Regions from separate parts of the Homo sapiens genome. Here region 2 is linked to region 1. A link is a contact called in ENCODE Hi-C or POLR2A ChIA-PET data. All regions are on one chromosome and are shown on one strand. The core of a region is the stretch at or near the end of the contact, and the rest is flanking DNA. Distances in the headings are between cores, read along the strand shown. Region 1 overlaps DRD3 (dopamine receptor D3). Region 2 holds the start of ZDHHC23 (zDHHC palmitoyltransferase 23).

Region 1 (2,782 bases), core at 111-2,610:
AACTTACATGAGTCTGGAAGCAACAATAATAAAAATAGTTAACATTTATTTAGCATGTACTATGTGCCAGACACTAAGAACTCTTCATTCATTATTGCTAACCTTCACGACAACCCAGAGAGAGAGATGTAATACCCTCACTATATAAATAAAGGTGCTGAGACTAGAATGGGTAGGTGAGCTTGCCGAGATCACACAACTGGGTGGTGCAAGAGTAAGGATTCAGGCAGCCTCTGTCTATTACAGCACACTCCCTTACTCAGAGATGCTGAGGTGCGAGTCTGGCTCTGGGCTCCCTAGCTATAGAGTCACACTGCCTGGCTAAAAATCCAGGCTCTACAGTTTAATAGCAATGTGACCTTGGGCAAGTCAATTAACCTGTCAGAGCCTCAGTTCTCTTATCTGTTTAGTGGAGATAATAACAACTACCTCAAAGGGTTGTTAGGAGGATTAAATGAATTAATATTCGTAAAGCACTTCAAATAGTGCCTGTCACATAGAAAGTGTCATGTACATTTTTGGTGGATAAATAAACAAATTTAATATTACCTGATATCAGGAGGAAGGGGAAGACAACCATAAACTCACTGATATGAACAATCACTGATCCCTTGAGCTAGCACAATAATTATGACAACAATAACAATAATAATACCGTCTTTTGAATGTTTAGTATTAATCACTGGGCACTGTGACTTAAAAAAAAAAAAGGTTTACAGAGAAAATATCATTCAATATTCATTACAGCCTTTTCGGGCAGAAATTATTATCCCCATTGTACAGATGAGAAAATTGGATCTTAGAAAAAACAAACCACTGGCCCATGGCTACACAGTTCAGTGGCAGAGCCGGGATTCAGAGCTGATCAGTCCGTTTCTCATGCCCGCGGACTTAATCACCAAGCACACTGCCAGTGCTGGGGTCAGCGGAGTCATCCACACCAGAAACGGCCCAGGGAGCTAAGAGCTCAGACACAAGGGGAGGGTCCCTGGCTCAGGGTCTGCAGGGGCGGCGCGCACAGTGCGAGGCTGGCAGGTCCGGACCTGGGAATACCGCCGCGAGCGCAGCGGCCAGATGTTCAGAGGTGGCCCTGGGCCAAGCCTCTCTCTCCCGGCCAAGCCCAGCCCAGCCCTCCGGGTGCTTTGGCGCGGCCCTCGCCTGCAGTCGGTCACGTGCAATCGCTCCGAGAGGAAGTCAGAGGCTAAGCGGTCGGCCTGGGTGGGAATGCAGGGTCCCTGCAGGGTTCCAGGAAGCAGGGCGCCGGGCTTTCCCTCTCTGCCTCCCCACAGAGCCTGGAGAGCCCCCAGGTGAGCAGTGAACTTCTCACCCCAGCCGTGCTGGCAGAGTTCTTGCTGCATTATAGTGCCCTCCGATGGCCAATTCCGGTACAGCCTCCCTGTCGCAGTCGGCTTATGACAAGCGGGGGCCTCATTTATTCTAACAGTTTAATCATGTTTAAAAAAGAGCAAGAAAAAAATTACTGTAACAGTGTTAAATTGTAGTCTTGTCTCTTACTTCTTATCCAAGTGAACAAAAATCTTTGTCACAGAAGTTTTCCCTAATGCAGACTTTCTCAAAACCTGTCTAATCATAAGATGCACTTGCTTGTTAAAAATACACATTTCTGTTCTCACTGATATGTGGGAGCTAAGCTATGAGGATGCAAAGGCATAAGAATGATACAATGGACTTTTGGGACTTGGGGGAAGAATCCCCAAGGAGGGGGATTCGAGAGAGGACTTGCATCAGATGAAGGGGAGTGGGGTGAGGGATAAAAGACTACAAATATGGTACAGTGTATACTGCTTGGGTGATGGGTGCACCAGGATCTCGCGAATCACCACGAAGAACTTATGTAACCAAATACTACCTGTACCCCAATAACTTATCGAAAAATAAAATAATTTCAAAAAAGAAGAAACAAAAATGCACATTTCTGGGTTCCACTTCAGAAGTACTAAATCAAAATCTCCAGAAACTAAGCCTGATATTCTGCATTTTAACAGGACCCCCAGGCAATTAACAGAATCGAGCGAATTGAGGAAACTCAGTTGTGGGCGCACGCAGTGCTCTGCAAGCGGTAACCACCCTTGCCATGCTGACTTCACTGAGGAAGCCCTTGTCCCCCACAAGAACTCAGAGAGCTGTCGATGCCCTCGAGAGGGAGGAGGGCACTCAGGAGAAACACACCTCAGAGGTGGGAGACATGGCTCTGCCACAATTTGCTGCAGAACCTTGGGCTCATAACTGACATCCTTGCATCTCTGCTTCCTCCTTTATGGGATAGAGCCAGGGTTCCCTACACTTGTTGGCCCACTTCATTAATGGAGCCTCCAGGGAGTTGCTGAACATTATAGCATATTTAGGAAAGTATATAACTCTCAGTGGTCTGCTGAAGCCGGCTTATCATGGCTAGCGAGAGCTGATTGGCAAAATTTTAGAAACTTTTTGCATCAGTTATTAAAGCTTTGGTGGTAGCTTAAAATAGGCCATGGTGGGAGTATTGACACCACAGAAATTGGCAAATAATACAAATTAGGGCTTTTTGTAAACTACAGAGCCTGTTGTTAGCCATTTACCAGCACACCACTGAATACACAGAAGGGTCAGGCTCTTTTACATCAAAGGACATTATGCAAGTGGAAGGCCTGGAGAAAGTGAGTTACAGTATTCCTTCCCCTCGCTGTTCAGTCATGGCAGCAGCAGGACTCAAGGCTCAGCCCCTCCTCCAAGGTGCCTCATAGTTACCACTAACAGCGAGGCCCTTGTAGACATATTGTAC
Region 2 (2,782 bases), core at 80-2,579, 200 kb after region 1:
CTCTAAATGCTGAGACCTCTGAGAAGGCAGGAACTTTCTGGAACTATTGTGTTCATTTTAAACTTACAGATTCTGCTGGCTTGCATTTTATTTTATACTAACTTGCCTACTATCCCTTTAAACTGCCTGTTCTCTCCCTCATCTCTCTTTAAACGAAAAATAATATCCTATAAAACAGAGCAGACAGACAGCTGTGCACTACTGCGTAATCCATCTTTCTAAAATCCTCACACTTGACACAGAAGCCAACTCTCATTTTAGATGCTTGGAAATAGAATCAAGAGCAAATTCTAGCATTCTGGGTGGCTAGGTTGAAAGTACACATGGCAGTTCTCAGAAGGGTGATGGGGCCAGCGTCAAGAAATGCTCTGTTCTTACCGATCACACCCTTCATCCAGATCTTGACAATCACACAAACAAGTAGCCACGTGGTTCTTTTCCCCATTCCGATCTATGTACTCGCAGCAGCACAGGGGCTCCAATTCAGGTTCTTCGGTTTTCTTTTTCTTCACAGGCTTCATACTGCCCTTCTGTGTCATGATTTGCACCTGTCACCATGAGGCGTAAGAAGCCCTCAGAAGGTAAAGGTGGAAAGAACACAACTTACATCTCGTAAATAGGTCCACGCCTCTCTCTCTCTGCTTAACCTCCAACGCCTGAGCAATCAAAAATGAGAAGAGAGAGGGGGAGGGGGTCCCGTTTTCATCAGGCTTCTGTGGCTCCGCCTGGCCACACAGGGGGCTCCAGGGTTCTTGGAGGTCTGAGCTGCCTTCACCGCCCCTTCCCAGCCTGGGCAGGCGCCGTCTGGGCACCAGCCGTTCCTATGGCGACAGCCGACCACGCGTCCGGGACAGCCGGGGCGCGGGCGGTTGCGCTCACCTGCGGGTGCAGGCTGGGAGGGCCGAGCGGTCTCCGCTCCAAGCCTGGGCGCTGGTGGGAACTCAGCCTCGGGGCTATAGGGAAAGGCGAAGCATATGCCCGCTAGCAGCGGCTGACACACCAGGCTCCCTGGCAGTGCTCAGGGGTCGCGGTCCAGCCCAACTGGTCGGGCCCCTTGCAGGGTGCGCCTCTCCCGCCCCCGCCAATCCGGAGGACGTGGGCGGGCCTCGCGCACCACCCCGCCAGGAGAATGACCTTGGAAGGGAAGTTACCTGCCCTCTGGCCGGAGGTGCAACTGCAGCCAAAGAGGCGGAGGGGAGATGGGTCGGCTTCCCCGGAGGCACAGACGCGTCTCCCGATCTCTGCTACGCGGAGCCCCGGGCGTGACGGCAGGAGTCTCCGGGACCCGGGCTCCGCTCGGCCGCTCCCTCGCCGCAGCCGCCCACCTGTGACCACAGCCCGCCGCGGCCCGGGCGGCGCGCCCGCCTCCCCGCGCCGTCCCAACCGCCCCTCCGCCCGCCCGGCTCGGTGCGCCAGGTCCACGCGCGCTTCCGGGTGCCCCGCCCCCGGCGCCGGGGTTCCCCGCCTGTCCGCACGTGCGCCGCCCGCCTCCCCGCGGTGCCCGCGGGCGAGGCTCCTCCTCCTGGCCCGCGGCCCTGGCGCCGGGAAGGGGAAAATCGGCTCCCGAGAGCGCGTCCAGGAGGCAGGGGCAGGAGGTGGGTCCCGCACCTCCGGCCTGCCCCGCCACGCCACGCCCCGCCCCGCCCCAGAGGCGGCAGCCGGGCGCCGCCGGTGCCTGCGGGCGGCGCGCCGGTGGGACAGCCTCCGGAGCCCCGGGGTGCGGACGAGGTGCGGAGACGGAAATACGGGAAACCCGGGAACCCGGAGGATTTCCGAACTACGTGAGACCGTGGAGCCGCCAGCCTTCATTCAGACTCCGGCAACAGGCGGTGAGGGAGCTTTCCACCGCAAAATGTTATCCAAGTACCTCCCCCAGTTTCGCTGACCTTCTCTTAAAGGCCCATCACTGCTGCCGGATCTGTTCATTTAGCAACCTGTTCGTTTCATGATTTCTGGCTAGCAGCCTTTACATTGGACCAGCAGGCCTCGCTAGTACTTTTGTTCCAGTCGTCTGTGTATTTGAGATGAAACTGCCCTGAGATGAGAGTCCTTTTTGGGTTTTATTATTGCACAAAATTTCTTTAAAGAGTGTGGGCCCATGTACACGTTTCACTACCGCAGGCTTTCTAGTTTTGTTTTTAAGTAGAAAAAGAAGAAAAACTACAACTCAGAAATTTTCAATTTTATTAATATTCAATTTACGTAACAGGCTCAAATTTTATTAATTGAATTCTGCATCCATACGAATTTAGTCTTAATTTATAAAGCAACTTACTTCGATACTCTTCCTTGAAGTATGTTATAAAATACAACGTTTAAATAAACATCACAAAAATATTGTTTGTCGATCATTTTTGTGACTTTAACAGAGAAATCTTCAAGTTTATAATCCACTCATTCTTGCTTACAGCCAGACACTACATAAATCCTTACCAAAACAAAACAAACCCAGGTAGGTTCACTGTTACCCCTAGGTATGCTTCGTTGGAATTCACCCAGAGAAACCCATTTTCCCTCTAACGGAGTCAATACTTTCATTCTCTACAGGCATCTCAAAAATGACTATAATAATGCCATGTGGCTTTGGGGACTCTGGAGAAAAATGAAACATTTAATTAAAGGCAATAGTTGTTCAAACAGTAAGAATGTATACACAGTTTATATATAGATAGATAGATGGATATGTATTTTTTCCCCAGAGAAAGGGCTCAAGAGACAAAACAGTAAAACACTTCAACTTTCCCTAACTCTTGAAAAAATATCTGATTTTAAGTCAGTTTAC

What was found. A loop is a pair of places that touch in the nucleus more often than their neighbours do. ChIA-PET counts read pairs that join two places held with the same protein, here RNA polymerase II (POLR2A). Pooled maps may share reads with other maps.
Region 2: a map of endothelial cell of umbilical vein shows a loop between it and region 1 (2.0-fold over the local background). The contact joins the promoter of ZDHHC23 here to the enhancer-like site in region 1. A Hi-C loop is called at or near these places in 3 of 168 maps with a recorded cell type or tissue (MCF 10A, endothelial cell of umbilical vein and heart right ventricle) and 9 of 50 pooled maps. POLR2A ChIA-PET finds 5 or more read pairs at or near these places in 3 of 52 experiments (A673, AG04450 and Panc1).

The regions. Positions count from the first base shown.
Region 1 is chr3:114,151,194-114,153,975 of GRCh38, reverse strand. All of the region lies in intron 3 of DRD3 (dopamine receptor D3), which reads left to right. Among named protein-coding and RNA genes, the nearest start is that of DRD3, 26 kb to the left of the region's middle. RefSeq lists an enhancer at 1,036-1,569. Within about 2 kb of position 1,360, at least 10 of the 41 ENCODE cell types and tissues checked have a DNase peak (open chromatin) inside an H3K27ac peak, as active enhancers do.
Region 2 is chr3:113,946,560-113,949,341 of GRCh38, reverse strand. It overlaps ZDHHC23 (zDHHC palmitoyltransferase 23), which reads right to left and starts at 1,329. Exons shown (of 5, transcript NM_001320466.2): 1 at 1,152-1,329; 2 at 379-656. The coding sequence starts at 539. GRAMD1C (GRAM domain containing 1C) reads right to left here. Exons shown (of 18, transcript NM_017577.5): 18 at 2,168-2,782. RefSeq lists silencers at 747-846, 1,197-1,696 and an enhancer at 1,411-1,911.